Regions from separate parts of the Homo sapiens genome. Here region 2 is linked to region 1. The links are chromatin loops, found by intact Hi-C in ENCODE. Cell type or tissue: CD14-positive monocyte. All regions are shown on one strand. Links, peaks and the distances in the headings refer to the core of each region. The heading gives the core; the rest is flanking DNA.

Region 1 (12,546 bases), core at 2,930-10,929:
TGGGAGGCTGAGGCACTAGAATTGCCTGAACCCAGGAGGCGGAGGTAGCTGTGAGCTGAGATTGTGCCACTGCCCTCCAGCCTGGGTGACAGAGTGAGATTGTGTCTCAAAACAAACAAACAAAAACAATAACAACAAAAACAGCAATCCCACCTGCCCCACCCCAATCCTTTCTCCATCTAATGGTCTTAGTACCTTTATTGAAAATCAACTGACCATATATGTGAGAGTTTACTTCGGGGGTCTCTATTCTATCCCATTAGTCTGTATGTCTATCTTTGTGCCAGTACCACACTGTTTTCACTACTGTACATTTGGAGTAAGTTTTGAAATCAGGAAATATGAGTTCTCCAACCATTCCTTTTTCAGTAGTTTTTGCTATTCTGAAAAATTTGGGCATACTGACAAACAATTTGGCTACTATTTTACTCCCTTCAGATTCCATATGAATTTTTGGACAGGTTGTTCTATATCTGTAGAAAACACCATTGATATTTTCATAGAGATTGCATTGAATCTGTAGATTGCTTTGGGTAATATTGTCATCTTTACAATATCAAGTATTCTAATCCATGAACATGGGATGTCTTCCCATCTATTTGGATCTTTAATTTCTTTCAGCAATGTTTTGTAGTTTCAGCACACAAGTCTTTTGCCTCCTTGGTTAAATTGATTCCAAAGTACTTTATTCTGTTGATGTTATTATAATTGATATTATTTTCTTAATTTCCTTTTCAGATTGTTCATTGTTAGTGCATACAAACGATTGTGTGTTTTTGTCTGCAAATTTGCTGAATTCATTCATTAGATATAACAATTTAAAATTTTTCATTTTTAACTTTTTAATTTTTAACTTTTCATTCAGACTCATGATTTGAAATCTAAAGTTTTTCTGTTGAATTTTTAACATATAAGATCATGTCATATGCAAATAGTTAATTTTACTTCTTCCTTTCCAATTTCAATTCCTCTTATTTCTTTTTCTTGCTTAATTGCTCTGGCAAGAACTTCCAATACTATGTTGAATGGAGGTGGAGAACTGGGCATTCTTCACTTGTTCCTGATCATTCTTGACATTTCCCTTTTAGAGGAAAAGCTTTCAGTCACCACTGAACATAAGGTTAGCTGGCTTTTTCATGATAACTTCCTTATGTTGAAGCAACTTCTTTTTATTCCTAGTATGTTTAGTTTTATCATGCAAGAATGTTGAATTTTGTAAAATGCTTTTTCTGCATCAATTGAAATGATCATGTACTTTTCACTCTTCATTCTGTTAATGTATTATGTTGATTGATTTTCATGTTAAACCATCCTTGCATTTCAGGAATAAATCTCTTTTGGTCTTGTTATATATCCCTTTTAATATGCTGCTGAATTCAGTTGGCTAGTAGTTTGTTGAAGATTTTTGTGCCAATGTTTATAAGGTATATTAGTCTTAAGTTTTGTTTTTTTTTGTAGTGTTTTTGTCTGGCTTTGGTATTGGTGATAACTGGCTTCACAGGCTGAATTAGGAAGTGTTCTTTCTTCTTTCTGGAAAAGTCTAAGAAGTATTGATGTTAATTCTTTATTTCTTTTTTGAGAAAGGATCTCGCTCTTTTGCCCAGGCTGGAGTGCATTGGTGTGATCACAGCTCATTGCAGCCTTAACCTTCCAGGCTCAAGCAGTCCTCCTATTTTGTGCCCAAGTATCTGGGACCACAGGCATGTGTCACCATGCCCAGCTATTTTGTTTGTTTGTTTGATAAAGATGGGGTTTTGTTAATGTTGCCCAGGCTAGTTTCAAACTCCTGGGCTCAAGTGATCCATCCACCTTAACCTCCCAAAGAGCTGGGATTAAAGGCGTGAGCCACCACGTCTGGCTACTTTTTTCCTTAAATGCATAGTAGAATTCACCAACAAAGCCACAGTTCAGGGTTTTCTTTGTTGAAAAGTTTCTGATTACTCATTCTACCTCCCTGCTAATTAGAGGTCTGTTTAGATTTTCTATTGCTTCATGATTCGGTACTGGTAGGTTTTTTGTACATTTGTTCATTGTACTCTTATAATCCTATTTCTGTATAATCAGTGGTAATATCTCCACTTTCATTTCTGATTTTAGTAATTTGAGCCTTCTTTTCTTAGGCAATCTAGCTAAAGGTTTGTCAAGTCTGCTGCTCTTTTCAAAGAACCAACTTTTCATTTCATTGATTTTTCTATTATTTTTCTATTCTCTATTTATCTCTGTTTTAGTCTTTATTATTTCCTTCCTCCTGCTAACTTTGAATTTTATTTCGTCTTCTTTTTCAAGTACCTTAAGATCTAAAGTTACATTATTCTTTTCTAAAACATATGCATTTGTAGGTATACATTTCATTCAGTGCTGGTTTTGCTGCATCCCATAGTTTTGGTATGCTGCATTTTTGTTATTTGTCTCAAGGTATTATCAAATTTCCCTTGCAATTTCTTCTTTGCTCCACCAGTTAAGTGTGTTGGTTAATTCCCACATATTTGCAATTTTTTTCAGTTTGGGCAATTTCATTTTATATAGCTCCAGGAGAAGACTTGTCACCACTTCTTTTGTAAAGGCTGCTATACAAAACAATATTGAACAATTATTTGTTTTTGAACTGAATTCTGATATAATTTAATCTCAAAATCCTCTGAGAACTGCCCAAACTCTGATATTCTCTCCAATATATAGGCAGGTTATTAAAAAATCAACTCACTAGTTACTGGTGAAATACAGTAATTTTGTTGGTGGTACAGGATGGTACTAAACATATTGTGTCACTGTGCTGGATCAGCTGGAGTTATTAGATTGGTGCAAAAGTAATCGTGTTTTTTGAAATTAAAAGCAATGGCAAAAACCGCAATTACTTTTGCACCAACTTAATACTTGGGACTGGGATAACAGGATCACTCTTAATCCCATGGTCAAGGGTGCCATAGATTAGTGAATGAAATCTTCTCTTTTTATTAGAAAAAAGACATTTCCACACTAGCAATTCATCATTCACTTTTCTGGAAGTTTCTGGAGAGATTACGGCTAAACAATTCATGTATCTGATTAGTGTGCACAATGTGGGAAAGGCAGGCAGAGTGGGGGCTTTGGAAACATAATCTGAGACATATGACATTAAAACTCATTGACAGTGAGTTTGCTTTATTCTAACAAACTTGTGGGTTCAGACACTCGAGGATTCTTGAGGAGTTCTTTTGCCTTCAAGGCCATTTTGCACTAGGAGCCAACTTTTCTCCCCTTTGAAATTAGTAAATTGTAATTTTAAGAAAAATCTGTAGCATGTGACAAAGAACCTGTCCCAAGGACAGTTTGCTTCTGAAACTAATTTCCTAACAAAACCCTAACTGTGATGGTGACCATAGTAATTACGACAGGGAGGCAGCAAGCTACAGCCCACAAAAACAAAACTCAAGTTCTAGCTCTAACATTTATGAACCCTTTCATGTCATAAAATGGGGTCACCTTCTCTTGCCTTGCTTACTTCACAGGGTTTTGTGAAGATTAAAGAATGTATGCCAAGCGTTAACTGTAAAATGCTATGTTTGATTACAGGTGCCACATATGGATTAAATGTGCATTTTATATATATATATATCTATATACATACACATAGTAATACATAATCCATTACTATCCTAACTTAGATTAAAAAATGTATGCCAAGCGTTAACTGTAAAATGCTATGTTTGATTACGGGTGCCACATATGGATTAAATGTGCATTATATACATATATCTATATACACACACAGTAATACATAATCCATTACTATCCTAACTTAATACAGTATTATGCTTCTGATATTCTTATTTATTAGAAGAAAATAAAATTTACATGTCAATTCGTGAAGCATCTATGACTTTACTTACAAGCCCACAAGTTAGCCTGTTCCTGTTTCATTGGATGCTAGAAGACACAAGACTCCTGAGTCAGAGACAAAGGACTTCACTACACATAGCATAGCAGTATCCAAAGTGTCAGCATGGTCCCTTTGGCTCCCTTGTCTCTCAAATCCCATGGGGATGACTTGGAGAGGTGAAGACAGATGTTACATATGCAGTGGGTTTTCACCTCAACTGAGGACCACTGAGCTTCGCATTTTTACTGCTTTACAGTAAACAGAAAAAAAGACTTCTCTTTATTTAGGGTGATATGCTACCTCATTACTTAACATTGCTTACTGCAAATACAATCCTGAGAAATGGCCTGGGTAACAGGAGTTAGGGCCTTGCACTCAGCATGCCCAGCAAAAAATGTGCTGGATGGATGCTCAGAGCCCATGGCACATTACCTCTCCCAACCTTTGGATGAGATAAAACATGACCTCTCCCAACCTTTGGATGAGATAAAATATGACCTCTCCCAACCTTTGGATGAGATAAAATTTGATGTCTATTGTGCAATTTTGCTAAAATATTAAATAGAAAAGAATGGTAAAATTCAGTGACAATGCATCCAGAAAAGCAATTCACTTCCACTTCTGAAACATCTAGCTGGCTATGAAGGCCCTGACCAACATTTCCTAAAACTTACAAACATTTCCTAAGACTTGCATATATTTTATGCAATTGAAATTCTTATGATGTGACTTAGGAGTTATGGGCGAGTCTTATAGTGCAGACATTTCCACTTAAATGTCAGGAATTTTATGTATCAGCAGCTCTAGTGTATGGCACACAGAATCACTCAAATGGTTGGTGAACATAGTCTAGTTTCCTGTCTTCCTGTGTCTCAGCAGGAGATTCAAAATATCAGGGAAGATGAATATTATCAAAAGTTGTGGCGACCTCTTAATAGCATGATCATCTGGAGAGACTGAAGGCATTACGCAGGGTCAAGACTGTAATGACCTGCAATCAAAAAACCTTACAGACTTGAAGCTGAGTCTGTCGTTAAGTAGACATATAGATCATATAGATACTTTTCTATCTTTAAATGTGGTGGGGATGAGATGGGGGTTGAAGTAAGCGAATTTAAATTCACTTTCTAGTGAGACTAGCATCTAATCCTGGTGGCAAAACTTGTTTGGACACACCACTACATTCTAATTCTAAAATCAACAGCTGTGAGGTAGAGATCTCAAACCAAGCATGAATGATCACCATTCTTTTTTGTTTTAAAGTGGTTTTAATTACTTAGGAAACTTGCCCATGATTAGTGTGATTGAAAATGCCACTTTAACTGCAGTTGTAAAGTGCCTATTGATTCCTTATTGGAGTAAGAGACAGAGTACTACTTTAAAAAACTTCACTATCCTCAGTACTTTCAAAAATGCCCAGAGAGTTTTATCCTCTCGTAGGAGGCACACTCAAGAGCTTTTGTATGAAGAAAACAAATGGAACCCAGAATGAATTAGCCCCTTAGTAAAAGTTCCTGTTAGTCCCTTGCACGATGAACAAGAGTTCACGTTAGTTTCTTGCACGATGCATTCTAGATAAGGGCAGACTTTGAAGCTATATGGCCAGCAAAATCAGCATGCCAGTGTTTCCACAGGATGATGGGAACGTCACTGTGATGAGCTTTTCATCCAAGGTCTGGGTGGAGGTGGCAGAAAAACTATTCTGATCTATGCTCCATCATTTCTAGATAATCTAAGGATAAAGCCTGGACTATCTCCTGTAACTTACTCTTTGAACCTTATTATCTTATCCTATTCACTTCACCCCAATGAATTGCTTTTACAAAATTTATCTTGGAGGAGGGGCATTTGTCATCAGCAGATTCAAAACCTACTTACCGCACCTTGCTGTTGCAATGTCTAGCAAACTCCAGTTGAGGATATTACCTTAGGCTTCTGTCTTGTGAAGGCATAAGGAGACCTAGTGACAGAAAGGGGTCTGCTTTTCATGAGTGACTTTGTCCTCTTGTGAACAATGAAAATCAGAATCATGGAATGTGTGATTATTTTCTTCTCCATGAATGACCTTGTATTGTTCTGAATTATTTTTCACCTTAAATCCACTAATTGAAAGTTATTACTTTATTTTAAAAATAGTGCTTGAAGAAAATATCCCTCTTGCGGTTTTAACAAGTACTCTAAAACTAGAACTCTTTTAAAAATGACACATTTTGTAAATGGAAAGAAACAGTAATATTAATTTTGAAAAGACTGTTGATGTCACTGTGGTTTATTAGGTAAATACAAAGTATAGGCTCTTGCATTTTTTAAAAAGCAAAACCAAAGAGATTAGAAACCAAGTACACATATCCTCTTTAGAAGAGAAACATAAATCAGTTTTAACAATTAGGCACTTAAAAATGTAAATGTAAGACAACATTATAGAAGTATAAACTATAGTTACACTCCTAAATTCCTCCTGAAATGTTTACAAACACAAAATCACAAGCATGGAAAACAAATTTCCTCTTTATCAAAAAAGGAACCTGAATTTGAATCCAATGTGATAAACCAATGATTAAGGTACTGGTGGGTAGGAAAAAAGAGCTTCTGAAATTTACATATTTGATTAAAATGTAAGCATTTCATAAAACTATCACAATAGCATACAGTAGATATCATAATGAAAAATATATGTCAGGAAAATAATGAATCTAGACTTAAAATTTTACTTTACAACAAGGCACTTAACACATTGAAACAGTACAGTAAATTTCCAAAAGAATGCAATTGGCTACCTCTGAAACCTTGTAATAATATTTCTTTTGTGAATATACGGTAACATAACCATACATTTTGCAGCATTAATCATTGCATAGGAGGTAAATTAAATAATGAATTCTAACTTGGCAATTAGATTAGTTTTTGTTCATCGTTTCCTCTTTTTCTTTTAAAGGACAGTTTTAAATAATTTCACAATAAAGCACTCTTCTCATTCATGATTTATTTAGAACACAGCATAATGAGTAAGAAAATAAATCAGAACTTATAAGGTGTGTATCTGTATAAAAACTTATCTTTGGGTAACATTGACATGATTTTCAGTGTTTGGGTGTTGAAGTCAAGAGCACTTCTTAATAGAAGAAATATTTTCAGCAACTGAGTCAAAGGAGTTAAATTATTGCAACACAAGGACACTAAAAACAAATACTAAAAATCTTTATATATATAAATAGAAAAGCCTTCAACACATGGCATATAACTTATAATATGCTTGATTTAAACGTGTAAACTCATTAAGAAACTCCTTCTCACACTTCCTTACACTACAGAGGCTAGTGCATTAAGATTGGCTTAAAGTTTTCATCAGTTTTACAGTGCAAAACAAAAACAAAAAAGAATTAAGAAAGAAATGTTCAAACTATTCAAGGGGCAAGATGTGAACTTTCAACTAAAAAAGAAACTGCATGAGTTCTGTCATGTAAAAAAAACCAAGACAACAAATTTGGTGTTTCAAAGTAAACAAAACATAGGTCGTTATAAAGGGAGACACTAATGATTGTGATCATGAGAGGTAAAAATGTTCTACAAATTTTCTTTGATCAAATGGATACAAGGTTAGAATTACAAGTGCCTATAATCTGAGCACATTTTACCTTTGGGAAAGGTTTAAAATGCTTTTAAAATAATTCCTTTCACATGATACTTTCAGATTATTGGCAAACAACAGAAAACAAATGCCTTTCAAAAACTTGAAAACAGGCTTTTAAAAGTGGTGTTTGCATTCCAAGTCATAAAGTATATTGCCACAAGGGGGCACTGGTAATACAGGAAATAACCCTAATGCAATGTCATCCACAAACCAGAGTAGACTCAACGCTCACTCTCAAAACAGCCTTCCTGCCACAGCAAAACTTGTTTCCCAAGATGCCAGTAAATTAAGTAACAAATTCACAATTAGTTCAAGTGGACTCAGGAAAGGATGCTTTATTTTCAGATCTAGTGGACAAGCTCAAAAACTAGAATCTGAGAGAATTTCATTTGAAATGAGTTAGAAAAAAAATGTGGCATACTCTATAGGAATTATATGTTATAGGTATTTCACAGACAACCTAAATTACAGGAAAAGCTTCAAACAGGAGCATAGACTTGAAAAAAACAAAGATAATAAGATATGTATCTTAACTGGCAAAGAACAGGTACCCCAAACATTTATGATTTCAAAGGCAAGATCATACTTGTTTTATATCTTCAGTTTATATATATATCATACTTGTTTTATATCAAAGTGGCACATTGGGTTGAAGCTCAACTTTTCTTTCCTACATGTAAATGGGTTTTACTATTTGTTTTATTTTTCCATCTTGAAATTTTGATTCCCCCACCCTTATTTGCAAACCATGGACTTCCTCAACTCGATGACAGAGCTATACGACACATGCGTGTAAAGACATGGCAGCGGCAATGTCCACATTGGCATCACAGGTGTTTTTAAAGTTCTTTAAAAGGTGATGGTTTTTTTTAAATTAAAAAAAAACTGGATTACTTGACTAAAATCCAAGGCTTACTGTTTCAAGGATCTGTAGTAATTGGTGCACAATTTTTTATTTTATTAAGTTTAAACACTTTTTCTTATTCAATAGATGAAAAGTGAGTTATCCAGACACAGATGAATAAGGCTGTAAGGTGTATCAGTTTGTTTTATTTGAATTAGAGGCTCAAGGAAAACACCAGTGTTAGGAGAGCAAAATCCAGGCTTCTGTGTCAGATGATTTTCTTTACAATCGGGCAACAGGAACTTAAAAATCAGTGTTTTCAAGCAGAATACCTTGTTCTTGCACAAGTGTTGCTAGTTAATAAATGAATATAAGCGAACATTATATAGAATTATGTCTAAACTCATCAGGTAAACTAAGTATATGTTTATTATTGGTGTATTTAATAAGAAATACTAGAAAATTCTGTGTGCTTCAAAGCCTGCCAAGGATGTTTGGGGTTTTAATTCTTGTTTAAAATAACTGAATTAAAGAGTCTTGCTTCATGACTTTAAATTCAACTACCTTTCCTTTAGTGATTATTCTATAACATACAGAAAAAGCCATTCTGAAAACATACACAAGATTTTAGCACCAAAGGATGTTGACCCTTCTGAACGATTTGCATTGTGTTTTTCTCAAGCAACTTAAAGGTCAATTTTGTGTAGTCAAGGCTGACTAGTTTATAATGATACATTTGGGGATGTTTTCCATTCTAAATGAAAGAAAAATTTCACCTTCAATATAAACATAACTGCCTCCTTCTACCCGCATTGGCCTCTCCACCCTCTGCCCCAGTGTTGATAACTTTGCAACCTTAAAACTTTTCTAAGGTTTTAAAAGTCTTGCAAATTAACCTTCAAGTAGCTAAGAAATTAAGCCAAGAATTATCCAAAAGATCCAATAGCATTAAATAATGCACTAAATCTGGTAACATTAAATCTGATCAGATTTTTTAATCCATTTTTTGGCATCACCTTAAAGAAATTTAGAAACAGTTATCCCCCTTCACTGTATAGCTGTAACTAACACACTGATTCCGAGAGTATATTATAGTGCAGCACCATGTTATTTTCATAGGGTAAAAGTAAAATTACTCAATTGCGGCATATGTCCTTAGGACTAGTTATAAGAAACTGAGTCTCTTGCTAAAAGCAAGGATACATTAACTTTCAGGTTCCATCTTGGTTTTTCCATAAAGTACAACAGAAAAAGGAAGAAATCACCTTCAATGAAATTTGACCAAATACATTTCTGTGCTCCAATTAGGAGCCCTAAAATTGATCTCACACCAGGGCCTGACCTGGAAAGAAAACAGGCTCATTCCCCAAGTGGTGTGAACCTCAGTTGACACACACGTGTTTTCAGCCTGTGCTAGAAGAGTTGACTGCCCTGGGGCACCAGATCCAAATTTACAGGGCAGACAGCATCTAAGTGTGTACTCAAGGGCCACTCATTAGCAGAAACCATCTCATGTTTCCTGTGTATCTGTCATAGAGATTTTAAAGTGAAACATTTACACACATGTAAAATCTGTGGGGTGTGTCAAATACTTTCGTGTTTACTTGGATCAGCTTTCCTTTTTAAGATAAAATGATCTTTTAAAAACAAAACAAAACAAAACAAAAAAAAGTGATATGTAGCGCATTGGGTGGCAGCAGCAGTGTGCACTCCTGGACTCAACCCGAACTTTCCCCGTGACAGGGTAGAAACAAAATTCACCCAAAGCTGACGCACAACCCACGGATCTCCCCCTTGCTAAACCTAATGCTAAAAACCACTCTCAACATTAGGCAGTTCTATTTACACAGTGGCTGTAGATGTCCAGATATTTTATTTAAAATATTAACACATTCTTCTGACCTTGGGCTGAAAAATATCCTGAAAAAATTCTGAAGTAGAGGGTTTTGGTGGAGAAAGAATAAAGAAAGGAGGAATATGTTCTTTGGCACCTCTTTAACAAGCTCATTAGTAAAGTCCCGGGGTGGGGGCTTGTCACCAATGAATGAAGAGCTGCAAGAGAATGTATCTTTCTCAGGATGAAGAAGAAAACCAGTCAAAGGGCAATACTTTGTTCATCTTTCTAATCGTTTACACAAAATTTGGTCCATTTCTTCATTTACCAGTCAGTTCTCCTAAAATAAAAAACAAAACTATACCTTTGGTTACAGCGTTAACTCTTTTGGTGTAAGAGCTGATGCCTTTGTTTTGCTCCTCAGGTCGATTTCTCATTGTCTTCACCAATCTTCTGAACCCGTGAATACTTTTTGCATGATGATTTGAAGCAGCCAGGAGGCCAAGACAGCGGCCAGGAGAAGCAGCAAGGAATTGAGCCTTGTACATTTTTCTCAAAAAAATAAAAGATGGGGAACCACCATGCTCGAGATAAGAAATTAGTCTGTGAAGAGACCTTCAAGTTCTGTAAATGGTAGAAAAAAATTTAAATGAGACATATCTTTCTCAATTTGCATCCCAATTATTTTCTTAAATTGTCATTCACTGTAACCTAGGGAAAACAGAATTCAGAATCACATGGCAGTAATGATTTTCATGTCCTTTCCCTAACTCTACCATGACTCCGCTCCCCTAACACACCTAGGTGTCTTTCTTTCCTTTGTGGCTCATGCAATTTCTTCTGCCTGCAATTCCAGTAAGAATGGAGACTCTGGGAATGGATTTCAGAATTATTCAGGAGGAATAATTTTCAGGATGTGTGAGTGATCAAATCTAGGGGCCAAGCAAGTCAAAGAGTGAAAGAAGAGCTCAGAAGTTGAACACATTTAAGAGGAAAGATGAAAATTTTGGTTCAGTGGTGTCAGTAGTCAACTAGATGGAAGTGTAAGAAGGAAGATGGAAATGGGAGACTACAAAATAGGAAACAGAGCTACAAAGAGAAATAAAGTAATCCAAAGAAAGAGCATTTATTAGTGGACACCAAGAGTTGGACGTAGATCCTTTGGAAATGTAATATTTCAATTGCTCACAAATTCTCCAAATTGACAATATGGCAAGTCTATTCAAAGATAAGTAAGTCATGGTACACAGACCAACTCTATTACACCAAGGACACATACCAAGACTAGGAGAAAAGAGAGACTGGGAGGAATAATTCTGCCTTCGGACCAGAGGAAGAGAGCAAGAGTTAGAGACAGCTTCCTGGAAGAGGTGGCATTTGAGCTAGCTCTTTAAGTTTCAATGGGAGAAGAAAGAAAAGGCATCTGGAAACAAGGAAGCAGCAGTAGCAAATGAGGAAGAATCAGAAGGGAAGCCAGAGAGCACCATTATCACCAGAGGATATACCAAATCCAGTCATTCATAAGCTATTTATTTTGTGTGATTTTAAACAATAGCTGCTATCGGCTGGGCACGGTGGTTCACGCCTATAATCCTGGCACTTTGGGAGGCCGAGGTGGGAGGATCACCTGAGGTCAGGAGTTCAAGGCCAGCCTGGCCAACATGGTGAAACCCTGTCTCTACTAAAAATACAAAATAAAAATTAGCCAGGCGTGGTGTCGTGCACCTGTAATCCCAGCTATTTGGGAGGCTGAGGCACAAGAATCGCTTGAACTTGGAAGGTGGAGGTTGCAGTAAGCCAAGATTGCACCACTGTACTCCAGCTTGGGCAATAGAACAAGACTCTGTCTCAAAAAAAAAAAAAATTAAAAAAAATAGCTGTTACCTTCTCCTTAAAATTAATTTAAGTTGAAGGCAGGATTATGTCTTACCCAGCTGCACTACAATGCTTTTACAGAGAAGGTTCCTAAATTTTAATTTAGTACATATATTTTTTCATTCTAGTTTAAGTTACCTGAATTAGCAATGCACTGTGCTCCATAACTTTATGGCATTTTTATCCATAAATGGCATTTATATTTGTGAAGTTCTTTGCTTTATTTTAAAAAGCAGTAATGGATATATGTTTAAGTGAATGTGGCAACATCGGTTATCCCCATTAGGCTATCTAAAACCCCACGACATGAAAAGGGTCCACTGCATTCAAAGAAAAGAAATTATCCAAGCATCTTCACTGCTCTCACCTTTTCATTGGCCATTGAATGGTACCACCAAAACAGTCGTGTTGTGATATAATAAGCAATGATCACATCGATAGTGTAGTGTTCGTGTGCTACAAGAATGCAGATGATCCCGGCAGCACTCAGCAGCCAGCAGATT
Region 2 (12,546 bases), core at 1,978-9,977, 160 kb after region 1:
ACAACAGCTACCATCTAATGAGCACTTGCTGCCAAACATTTTACACAAAACAACACAATAGATCTTTTTATTCCCTTTTTTTTTGTAGGTGATGAACCAGAACTTCAGAGAGAAAAAGAAACATACTCAAGGGCATACAGCTCATGCCTTCATACAGCTCATCAGACATATTCGATTCATGCCTCATTATCCTTTTTTCCCTTTATTCTTTTAAAATATAATATTTGATACATACACAAAGATATAATGTATAATGTACAATCAGCCCTCAGTATCCACAGGGAATTGATTCCAGAATCCCCTGGGATACCCAAATCTGTGGATGTTTGGGTTCCTTATATAAAATGGTATAGTATTTGCATTTCACCTGTGCATATTCTCTTGCATAATTTAAATCATCTCTAGGTTACTTATAGTAACCAGTACAGTTTAAATACTATGTAAATAGTCATTTTACTGTATTGTTTTAAAAATTTGTGTTATTTTTATTGTTGTTTTAGTTTGTATGTTTTTAAATATTTTTCAATCTGTAGTCAGTTGACTCCAGGGATGCAGAACCCATGAATATGGAGGGCTGACCACATAGATAATTAAAGCTAAATAACACAATGAATGTTCAAAATTCCATCTTCTAATGTAGAAACTAGAATATAACCAGCACTGTTGCACTTACCTATGTTTTTCTCCCTTCTCTCACTCTGCGGCCTTCCCCAACTTTCTGAGGTAACCACTGTTTTCAGTTTTTTATTTACCATTCTCTTGCTATTGTTTAGCTTTTAATTTTAAAAATAATGTAAAGCACAGGGAAGTTTCAAGAACATTGCAAAATTTCCTGTACACCATTCACCAGATTCAATTATTATCACTTGCCAAATTTGCTTTCTTGTTATCTCTTTTTATGCATGTTTTGTTGTTTGAACCATTTGAGAATAAGTTGCAGATGACATCTCATTGCCTAAATACTTGAGCATATGTTTTCTAAGAATGAGAATATTCAATTATCAAAATTAGAAAATTTAACACTAATGTAATACTTTACCTAGTCTATAATTTATTTTAAAATTTCTTCAGTTGTCCTAATAAAATAGTCCTAATAAAAATATCCTTTATAGCCACCCTGTTCTACCCTTCCATCTCCTCCTCCCCCGGTACAGGATCCAATCCAGGATCCCGTATTACATTTAGTTGTCATGTCCCTTTTGTTTCCCTTAATCTGGAACAGTTCCTAAGTCTATCTTTATATTTCTTGACCTTGACATTTTTTAACGGTTCAGACCAATTATTTTGTAGGATGTCCTTGAATGTAGGTTTTCTTCATGGGATGTTTCGTTATGATTGCATTTAGGTTATCCATTTTTTATCAGGAATACTATATAGATGAGGTTGTGTTCTTTCCCATGCAACACAACAGAAATAATAAAATATCAGTTTTTCCCAATTTTGATATTGTCAACTTTGATTACTTGGTTAAGGTGATGTCTTCAAGGTTTATTCACTCTAATAGTACTGTTTTTTCTTCTTTGTAATAAAGTAATTTAAGTAGAAGTAGTTTGAGAGGATGTAACTACTCTGTTGTTTACCAAATTGCAACCCACTAGTTTTGGCATTGGTTGGCAATTTTGTCTGAATCAGTTATTACTATGATGATTGCCAAATGGTGATTTTCTACCTTCATCTTTCCATCTACATAAGATTTTACTCTAAGGTAGAAAGATTTTTTCCCTATTTATTTATTATAAATAGAAATTTATCTGTTTAATTTTAGTATAAACTTTTCTCATTGATCACCATTGCCATCTGTTATATATCAAGTTTCCATATATTCTTTGGTCTTTCTGGGTTCTCTCTTTCGTTCAGTTGGTCATTTGGCTTTTCCCTATGCCAAAATACTATCTGAATTATTATGGCTTCATCATTAGTTTCGATATCTTGTTGGCCAAGTTTCCATTTTTAATTGAGGCATGCCATGGATATTCTTGCTTTTCCATAAATTTCAGAATTATGTTGAAATTGTCATGTTTCACAAAATTTCTATTGATATTTTGATTGTGATTATATTAGCTCTCTTGATCAATTTGAGGACAACTGACTTTGAAAAAAATTGAGTTTTCCTTTCCATGAACACAGCCTATTTAGATCTGAGTGTATTTTAATAACGTTTCATAACGTTTCTGTACAGGCTTTATTATTATTCATTAAATTAATTTTAGGTATTCTATTTTTGAGCTATTTAAATGGAATCTCTTTTTACATTAAATTTTCTTTGTGCTTGTTATGCTCTAGAAATGTTTACTGAGTACTTGTTAGATTTTTATAGAAATGCAGCTGAATTTTGCATAGCAATGATATGGTAAACTTACTGCTTCTAGTAGGTTGTCTTTGGAATTTTTGTATACACTATTGTATCATTTGTAAAATAATGAAGTCCTTTGTCTTCCTTTCCAACCTTTCATCTTTGATTTATTTTTCTTGTTTTTCAGCGGGAAATTAATAAAATGAGTAGGAGAGTGCACAGTCCTGGAGATATTGCTTCACTATGCGAATCAATCCTGGTCCTAGCAGTTTGGCACCACCCGGCGGTGATTGTCCACTCCAACCTAAATATTGACGGGATTGATTCCGGGCCTGTAGTTGACTGGACGTCAGGAAAGCAGTAATGATTCCAGGAAATTCCTAGCTAGATAGTGCAAATTTTGTTGGCCCAGTTTGGGAATATTGAATGGGGCAATTACTGAGCAAGCGGGATTCGAACTCCACTTCTCCTGTGGATTTTGTGCTAGTTTGCTGCCTGGCTGCCCTATCTATTATGTACCCTATTCCATCCCCCAACCTCAGAACAAAAGCAATATTCCTCCTCCCTATCTGTTCTACATGTAGGATAGAGTGGTGGATGGGAGCGAAACATCCATTTTATAGTTTTAGAATTTATGTTATCCTGGATATATTTCCATAAGGTTATACTATATTTAAGTATTTGTATATATTTTCTCTCTCCTTCCATTATAATCTAGGCTTCAAAAAGGTAAGGATTTTTATGTTTTCTTCCCAGTGAGTAGAAGAGTCCCTAGCCTGCAGACACTCAAAAATAGTTGTTGAATAAGATGAGTGAATGAATATTGAAATCTTCCATTATATGGTAGAGTTGTCCATTTCTTCCTGTAATTCTATCAATTATTGCTTTATATTTTTAAGGCTCTTTTATCAAGCACATACAAAACTGAAATCATTAAAGCTTCTTGGTGAACTTAGTTTTCCTTAATAATGTTTTGGGGTGATTTGTTTTTGTTTTTATATTTTTGGTCATAAACTTGTTTCAATACTAATATTCCATCAAGATTTCTTTTGGTTAATATCTGTCAGGTATATCTTTTTACTAACTTTTTACTATGTCCTTATGTTTTATGTCCCCGTATTCTAAACAGTATTTAGCTGGATTTTTTAAATACAACTGGACAATCAACCATTTAATAGTGAGTTAAGTTTATTTATGATTGTGAATATTATTGATGCTCAGTTTATTTCTAAATACCTTTAAAACCTGTTTAATCTGTTTATTGATTAAAAAATTAAACAGTTACATTTCTAGAAGATCCTTCTGTTTCTTTTTCTAATAATATTTCTGTAGCCTTTTTTGTCTACTTATCTTTATAGTTCTGTTGTTTATTTTTTTAAACATTCTATACCCAATCCACCACTGGAATAAAATTATAATATTTATACTATGTAATATTTATACAATGCTAATATAACTGGTACATATATTAGGTAAACACATATATGCCAGGTATTCTTACAAAATTAATAATATATTCTCTTTAACTCAGTGTATTCAAAATATCATCATGCCAACCAGGTACTTTTTCTTTTTTTAAGACGGAGTCTCGCTCTGTCGCTGGAGTGCAGTGGCGCAATCTTGGCTCACTGCAACCTCCACCTCCCAGGTTCAAGTGATTCTCCTGCCTCAGCCTCCCAAGTAGCTGGGATTACAGGTGCCAACCACCACACCCAGCTAATTTTTGTATTTTTTAGTGGAGACAGGGTTTCACCATGTTGGCCGTGATGGTCTCGATCTCTTGACCTTGTGATATGCCCACCTCGGCCTCCCAAAGTGCTAGGATTACAGGCGTGAGCCACCATGCCCAGCCCAGGTACCCTTTTTTAAACTTTACATGGATTAACATATTTAATCCTCATTTTGCTAACTAGTCCTGTTTTACAGATTAGGAAACTGTAGTGGAGAGAAGTAAAAAAATTGGACCAAGTCCAGATAGATAGGTAGAATTCTGAGCTGGGATTTGAACTCAGGCTGTTACTACAATATTTTGAATATTCAGTCTGATAATGGGGAGGGGAAGACAGCAAACATTGTTTTTATTTTTGCTAAACTTAAAGGCAAAAGAGCATTTGATTCTTGCTTTGTAAAACTGCTAGTGATTTTTAACCTTTTCATGTGGTAATTAGCTTTTTGCATGTCTTCTTTATCGTTCCTATTCTTTGTCCATTTTGGTCTTGGAGTCCTAAGTGATGTTTTGTATTAAAAGCTCCTTAGTGTAAAATATATTTTTATAATAAGGTATATTTTTATTTAAAGAATTTTACATTTTTACCAGGAATGAAATCCCAGTTCACATTTTCACTTCCTAAGGAAAATTAGAAGATTTGCAAAACAATTACTTTTTCGTAGAAACTACACCCCTACTCTTCCTCATCCTCATGACAGGAAATTCTCACCTGTTATTTTTAGTCTCTGAGCTCAAATTTCCATAAGAAAACACATGAGGAAAGGAAAAAGTATGTATACCTCTGTTATATATATTATATAAAATATCATCTCTAGCTCTCTGTAAAATTAAATAAAAGCTTATTATTTCAAAGAACTAAACTACTGAAAATACCTTAAACAGAATATGGCACAATTAATAAATAGATACAGCTTAGATTTGTTATTTTAAGGAAAAAATAAAATTAGAAAATATTTTAGAACGATTATATAAGATATAAAAAGGGATTATATAAGATATAAAAAAGAAATGCTTTATTTTTAAGAATTAAACACCATACAGTTCCTTTATGGAGAGATCTAAAAGCTTATCTGATGTTTAAAAACTAGAAGGAAAAAATGTTTAAGAAACTAAAGAACTATATACTCCTATTTGGAGGCTCTCAGCATTTGCCATCTATCAGACTAGATTTTAGAACAGCAAAATTTAAAAATGTTGCCATCTAGTGTTCACCTTTAGAATTATTCCCATAAAATTCGTGTAATATAAAAAGGTTACTTCAAAATATAACTGGATCTTGACTCTTTAAAATTGGAACCAGAGATCAAGAAGGAATTTCCTGAGGTAACTGAGGAGAGTTTTAAAAATTTAGGGAAGAAAGGAAGAGGTTACTAATGATTATGTATCTATACATGTGAAGACAGCTGTGAATGAGGAAAGCACTAGAATGAGAAAGTAGCAAATGCCCAGGATCATTTAGGGTAAATAAAGAACATGAGGGGAAGGTTGGGAGAAAAATCTTTGAAATGGTAGGAAAATACTGCAATTAGTCATGGAAATGTATTGGATGGGAAATTAAAAAGAATAAAATATATTGGATGTTTACAACTTCTGAAGGAATTTAGTTTGTTTTAGGTAGTAATAACCACGATTTGTTGAGTGTTTAGTGAATGCCCATGTATTAGTCCATTCTTGCATTGCTATAAAGAACTTCCTGAGACTAGGTAATTTATAAAGCAAAGAGGTTTAATTGGCTCACAGTTGCACAGAGTGTACAGGAAGCATGGCTAGAGAGGCCTTACGAAACTTAGAATCATGGAGGAAAGCGAAAAGGAAGCAGGCATGTCCTACATTGCCAGAGCAGGAGGAAGAGAGCAAAGGGGGAAGAGCTACACGCTTTTAAACAAGCAGATATCGTGAGAGATCTCACTCACTATCACAAGAACAATAAGGGAAAATCTGCCCCCATGATCCAATCTCTTCCCACCAGGCCCCTCCCCTGACACATGGGAATTGCAATTTGACATGAGATTTGGGTAGTGACAGAGCCAAACCATATCATTCTGCCCCTGGCTCCTCCCAATATTGTCTTTCTCATTGCAAAATATAATCATCCCTTCTCAACAGTCCCCAAATCTTAACTCATTTCAGCATTAACTCAGAAGCCCACAGTCTGAAGTCTCATCCAAGACAAGGCAAGCCCCTTCCACCTATGAGCCTGTAAAATAAAAAACAAGTTAGTTACTTCCAAGATACAATGGGGATACAGGTATTGGGTAAATACACCCATTCCAAAAAGGGGAAATCAGCCAAAACAAAGTGGCTACAGGCCCCATGTAAGTCTGAAACCCAGCAGGGCTGTAATTATATCTCAAAGGTCCAAAATAATCCCCTTTGAGTCCATGTTGCACATGCAGGCCACACTAATGCAAAGGGTGGGCTCCCAAGGCCTTAGGCAGCTCTACCCCTGTAGCTGTGCAGGGTACAGCTCCCTCAGCTGGTTTTATGGACTGGCGTTGAGTGCCAGTGGCTTTTCCAGGTGCATGGTGCAAGCTATTGGTGGATATACCATTTTGGGGTCTGGAGGACAGTGGCCCTCTTCTCACAGCTCCACTAGGGAGTGGCCCAGTGGGGACTCTGTGTGAGGGCTCAAATCCCACATTTCCTCTCTGTACTGCCCCAGTAGAGGTTCTCCACGAGGGCTCTGCCTTTGCAGCTGAACTTCTGCCTGAACATCCGGGTGTTTCCATACATCTTCTGAAATCTAGGTGGAGGCTGCTAAGCCTCAACTCTTGCCCTCTGTGTACCACAGGCTTAACACCACGTGGAAGCCAAGGCTTAAGGCTTGCACCCTCTGGAGCAGCAGCCTTAGACATATCTGGGGCCCTTTTAGCCATGGCTAGAGTTGAAGCAGTGGGGATACAAGAAGCAGAGTCCTCAGGCTGCACAGAGTAATGGAGTCCTGGGCCTGGCCCACAAAATCACTCTTCCCTCCTAGGCCTCTGGACTTGTATTGGGAGGGGCTGCCTTGAAGTTCTCTGAAATGCCTTTGAGGCATTTTCCCCATTGTCTTGACTATTAACATTCAGCTCCTCCTTACTTATGCAAATTTCTGCAGCTGGCATGAATTTCCCCCGCAAACAAATTTTTTTTTTCTTTTCTAGCACATGGTCAGGCTGCAAATTTTCCAGACTCTTACGCTCTTCTTCCTTTTAAATATAAGTTTCAGTTTCAGATAATCTCTTTGCTCACATATATGAGCCCATTCTGTTAGAAGCAGCCAAACCACATCTCGAATGCTTTGCTGATTAGAAATTTCTTCTGCCAGAAACCCTAAATCATCTTTCTCAAGTTCAAAGTTCCACAGATTCCTAGAGCAGCGGCACAATGCCACCAGTCTCTCTGCTAAAGCATAGCAAGAGTGACCTTTGCTCCAGTTCCCAATAAGTTCTTCATTTCCAGCTGAGACCACCACAGCCTGGACTTCATTGTTTATATCACTACCAGCATTTTTAACAGGTCTCTAGGAAGTTCCAAACCTTCCCTCATCTTCCTGTCTTCTTCTTTGCTCTTCAAACTGTTCCAACCTCTGCCCATTAAAAAGTTCCACAGCTACTTCCACATTTTGAGGTATCTTTATAGCAATGCCCAACTCCCAGTACCAATTTTCTGTATTAGTCCATTCTCTCATTGCTATAAAGAACTTCCTGAGACTGGGTAATTTATTTAAAAAAAAAAAAAAAGGAGGTTTATTTGGCTTATGGTTCCACAGGCTGTACAGTGATCATGGCTAGGGAGGCCTCAGGAAACTTACAATCATGACGGAAGGTGATGAGGAAGGAGGCATATCTTACATGGCCAGAGCAGGAGGAAGAGAGTGAAGGGGGAGGTGCTACACACCTTTAAACAACCAGATATTGTGAGAACTCGCTCACTATCATGAGAACAGCAAGGGGGAAATCCTCCCCCATGATCCAATCACCTCCTACCAGGACTCTCTTCCAACATTGGGGATTACAATTCAACATGAGATTTGGGTGGGGACACAAATCCAAACCATTATCAGCCAGGTATTATAAATGTTTTGCATATAATGCATATTTGACTTTTAAAATTATGCCGTTAATTACTCCCATTTTACAAATGAGAAAATTGAGGTACAGAAAACTTGCAAAGCTGGTAAGTGGCAAAACTGTGATTTGTGTAAACCAAGAGACTGTCCAATGTCCGTGTTCTTAATCTAGGAGGGCTATACTTATTCCTACAGTAAGTACAGAATTTAGGTTGGGGTCACTGTATAACATTCAATATAAAGTTTAGTCAACTATCCAAATAATTTTGACCCAATTTTATTATTAGGATCTAGTGTCTGCACTGGTAAACTCATCTAACGATTGCTCAGTTTTCTCTTTTACACCATGCTATACTTGTGGTAAATTTCAGTACATAAATTTGTCTTTCCAATATAAATATTTTAATACTCCTCTTTCATTTGTAGAGTATGTACATTAACTTCTTTGATAGCAACGGTAAATTTCTTCTCTGCAAATCTTGGTCCTCTTTGTTATCTCTGGTACAGTTATGGTCACTGTTACAAGCTGATCTGTGTCTCTGCCAGATTTATATGTTGAAGTCTTAATCCTCCAGTACCTCAAAATGTGACTGTATTTGGAGACAGCGTTTTTAAAGAGGTAATTAGAGTGAGTCCTAATCCAATATGACTAGCGTCCCTATAAGAAGTGGAAATTTGGACACAGATGGCTGCAGAGGGAAAACCATGTGAGGACACAGGGAGAACATGGCCACCTGGACAAGGAGAGGGGCCTCAGAAGAAACCAACCCTGAAGACTCCTTGATCTCTAACTTCTAGCCTCCATACCTATGAGAAAATAAATTTCTGTTGTTTAAGCCACTTACTCTGTGGTAGTTTGTAATGGCAGCCCTAGAAATTTGATACAGTCACTGTTTCAATTAGGGTCTTTGTTTACAAATTAAGATTCTTGCTAGTTTAAGCAGAAAAAGGATATTTCTTAAGGAATATTAGATAGCTCAGAGAGTCTTTGGAGGGTTAAAGAGTTGGGTTTGGAGGCTATGCAGTCAGAAACAATGCTCTAACCACATTGTGAGATTGTGGCAGTAAAGGCTCTGATGCAACTGGACACTAAAGCATACACCACTCACTCTGGATATGAAACATCAGGAATTCTGTCATTCTGACCTTGAGAGATGACATCTCAGCAGCTACCTATGCCAAAATGTGGATTTCCTTCAGCTCCTGCCTTGCCATGTAGCTCATTTCTGGGATGATGTCTCACATGGGTGTGTGTGATTGGGGTAGCCTAGGTTATATGCCTGTAGCTTCGCCGCAAGTGAGTGTGGCAAAGTGAGCTTTCTGGCTTCTACCATGTGGAGGTGGATTAAAAGGCAGAAAGTTGCCTAGATGTGGAAAGGGTGCTCAAAAGGTGATGCTAGGTCAGAAAAGGCAAAGGAAATCAACTGTAAAACTTCAGTAGTATGATTTTTTGGCCAGTTGCTCTTTGCTACTGTCCCTGAGAGCTAGTTATCTTTTCCACAGTCCTTAAACTTTTCTTGAATCTACTTTTTTTTTAACTGAATAAACTCTCCCTTCTCTAGAATTCAAATAACTATCAAGTACAAATAACTGAATCTTCCCACCCCATCCTATTGTATACCCTTCTAAGAAAGAAATTAAGCAGGTTAATATGAAGGTGCTATTTGTCAAGTATTTATCCCTCCCAATATTGGTAGAAGAACTTCCAACTTTCCTTAGTGAATTATTCCATTTTCCATCTTTTCTTATCATTTGTGTGGGAATAACATCTCCTACTGTGCAGCCCCTCCCCAAGTTCCAGAAGACCTGTGGCTTAGTCTGGCCAGTCAGAACATTCCATACACTGCCCTCACCCCAGCCTTGTGATAAGTTCTAGAATAGGTGGGTTTATTGTCAAGGACAGAAAGATAAGATGCAGTCCCTGGACACCTCCTAGCATGACAGACCTGCATCTCTCTGGTTCCTGTCTTTCTGCTGAAGTTTTTAGTCTAGGATGGCAGCCTGGAACAGCTGCGGGCCAAACTGATATTCCTCATTAAAAACTTTTTCCAGAGTAAAGCTGACACAGATGGACGGAGAGCTGAGGGATTCATAGAAACAATCCTCATGTCTTCTGAGCATTCAAACCAGCTGTGTTAGAAGTTTGTACTACATCTAAACTTTTCAGTTCTTTATGCCTATAAAGACACTTTCGTCTTAATTGCATTTGAATTGTTTCACTCACTTGTGACCAAAGGAGTCCTGACTAGTTTGATTGGTTAAAGAGTAATCAGTGCAGATTTTCCCCCCAAATTCTGTTTTAACAGACATCTATAGTATCTCTACCTTGATGTCCAAGTGAAAAAATAACTTGGTCTTATTTTTATACAAGTATGTACATAAGTATGTATTGTGTATACCTATACCCCCATACTCCTCCATGCATAGACACAAAGTAAAAATGGAATTAACATATCAAAGATTTTATCCATCTTGGGTTCTTTCTCTTTAGATAAAATATCATTTTTTTAGGATTTGATGAGAGGTAAAACATATTTGCATATGTTTTTCTGTAGTTTTTGCTTTATCTAGGTTTACTCCTGTCATGGTTAATTTTACTGTCAACTTGACCAGGCTAAGAGATGCCCACATAGCTGGTAAGACATTATTTCTCAGTGTGTCTGTGAGGAAGTTTCTGGAAGAGATTAGCATTTGAATTGGTGGACTGGGAAAAAGAAGACACACCTTCACCCATGTGGGTGGGCATTGTCTAATCCTTACAGAGCTCAGTAAAACAAAAAGATGGAGGAAGGATTAATTCACTCCCTCTCTCTCTACTTCTTCTTTTCCCCCCAGAGAAGGTCAGGTCTCCCTCTCTCTCTCAGGTTGGAAGGCAGTGGCATGATCATGGCTCACCACAGCTTCAACCTGTAGTGATCTTCCTGCCTCAGCCTCCTGAGTAGCTGGGACCATAGGCATATGCCACCACATCCAGCTAATTTTATTTTTTGTAGAGCTCGAGGTCTTGCTATATTGGTCTTGAACTCCTGGCCTCAAGCAACCCTCCCACCTTGGCCTCCCAAAGTGCTGGAATTACAGATGTGAGCCACTGTGCCTGTCCTCACTCTCTCTTCTTGAGCTAGTGGATTCATCTTGTCCTGCCTTTGGACATCAGAGCTTCCAGTTATTGGGCCTCCAGACTCAGAACTTACACTAATGGTCTATCCTGGTTTTCAGGCTTTCAAACTTGATTGGGAGTTTCACTGTCAGCTCTCCCAGTTCCCAAGCCTTTGGATTAAGGCTAAATATTTACACCAAGGGCTTTTGTAACTTTCCAGTTTGCAGAGGGCAGATTGTATACACACATTATGTCCAACAAATCACAAAGTTAACGTAAAAAAAACTAGAAGAAAGGAAAACATTGTGGAGCATCACAGAGAAACTTTCTGTTCTTCAAACCAGTGAGTCACCGTACTCATATCTATAGTTTCTTCAGGGTACTCTTTCATGTCTCAGTCAGTTTATTATTTATGCAGAAACACAACTAGAGAGCAGTTTCTTGATCTATTCAGGTATAGTACCTTTAATGAAATAATTACTTCTAAGTAAATTTAGATTGAATTATAGTGATCTGTTTCCTTTAATACAACGGTTGCTCTTAAGATTAGCATAGTAGAATCTAATTTATGATTAGAAGGTAAAGGAAAGTTAACACTAGGCACTGTATGCTAACCAATGAGGTAACATAGAGTACTACTGTTGCTTGATAGAAATAAATTCTTATAGGAACCAGAGAGATGCCAGTCTGCCTGAATTATAATACTTCCATTAAATATGTGTTATACTCCAGCATTTGTCCTGGAATTGTCAGATGAAAGACAGATCAAAAGGTCAAAACTGAAGAATTGAAGCCAACATGTTAAAAAGAAACACAAAACAAAGTAGACAACCCTATGATAGCCTCCAAACACTTGGTTGAAAGAAATAGGAAAAAAATGCCCTCTTTCTTCCAGTTTTTCCTTAAACAACATTATTAACTTTGTGCTTTATTGGACATAATGTTATTTAGTGCATCTTTTTGTATTCTCTTGAAATGTGTTACTGTAATTCCAAAATGAAAACTTAGTCTTAAATATTTAAATTCTTATTAAACAACTCTGCTTAGTCATTTGCATATACTAAAACATCTGTATGAAATAATTTGTGTAAATATCAGAAAGTCATGCCTAGTAATGTTAACCAAGAAGAATGCAGCTTTAATGTAAGGACAGAAGAACTGTGATTTAGGATCCTGTGCATCTTATGCTACTAGGCTGCTCAGCCTAGAAAAGGGTGAGTTCTAAAATGGGGAAGATTCTCACCATTATAACATAGTAATGCAACATCTGGGCTTCTGAGTGGCTTGCTTGAAATGAATGTGTGGGTTTTTTTTCAGGACTCTGCATCACAAAAACGCAGGATATTATAACCTACTCGGTATTTTGGACATCGAAG

The links. A loop is a pair of places that touch in the nucleus more often than their neighbours do. Peaks named below come from ENCODE experiments on the same cell type or tissue, not always from the same donor. Only the 100,000 strongest peaks of a DNase experiment are listed, where the experiment ranks them.
Region 2: a loop joins it to region 1, with 6 times the contacts of the local background. A loop is called at or near these places in 109 of 110 quality-filtered maps.

The regions. Positions count from the first base shown.
Region 1 is chr4:107,908,596-107,921,141 of GRCh38, reverse strand. SGMS2 (sphingomyelin synthase 2) reads right to left here. Exons shown (of 7, transcript NM_001375905.1): 6 at 12,411-12,546; 7 at 6,095-10,792. The coding sequence ends at 10,589. All of the region lies in intron 1 of CYP2U1-AS1 (CYP2U1 and SGMS2 antisense RNA 1), which reads left to right. It overlaps LOC107986298 (a long non-coding RNA gene), which reads left to right. Exons shown (of 2, transcript XR_001741784.2): 2 at 10,593-12,546. Among named protein-coding and RNA genes, the nearest start is that of CYP2U1, 17 kb to the left of the region's middle. In CD14-positive monocyte, for the core only: CTCF peaks have their summits at 7,416 and 7,620 (motif pointing right); a DNase peak (open chromatin) is centred at 7,681; H3K27ac peaks cover 480 bases.
Region 2 is chr4:107,750,758-107,763,303 of GRCh38, reverse strand. No RefSeq gene overlaps it. Among named protein-coding and RNA genes, the nearest start is that of PAPSS1, 37 kb to the right of the region's middle. In CD14-positive monocyte, for the core only: CTCF peaks have their summits at 5,055 and 5,256 (motif pointing left); a DNase peak (open chromatin) is centred at 5,833; H3K4me3 peaks cover 848 bases; H3K27ac peaks cover 2,255 bases.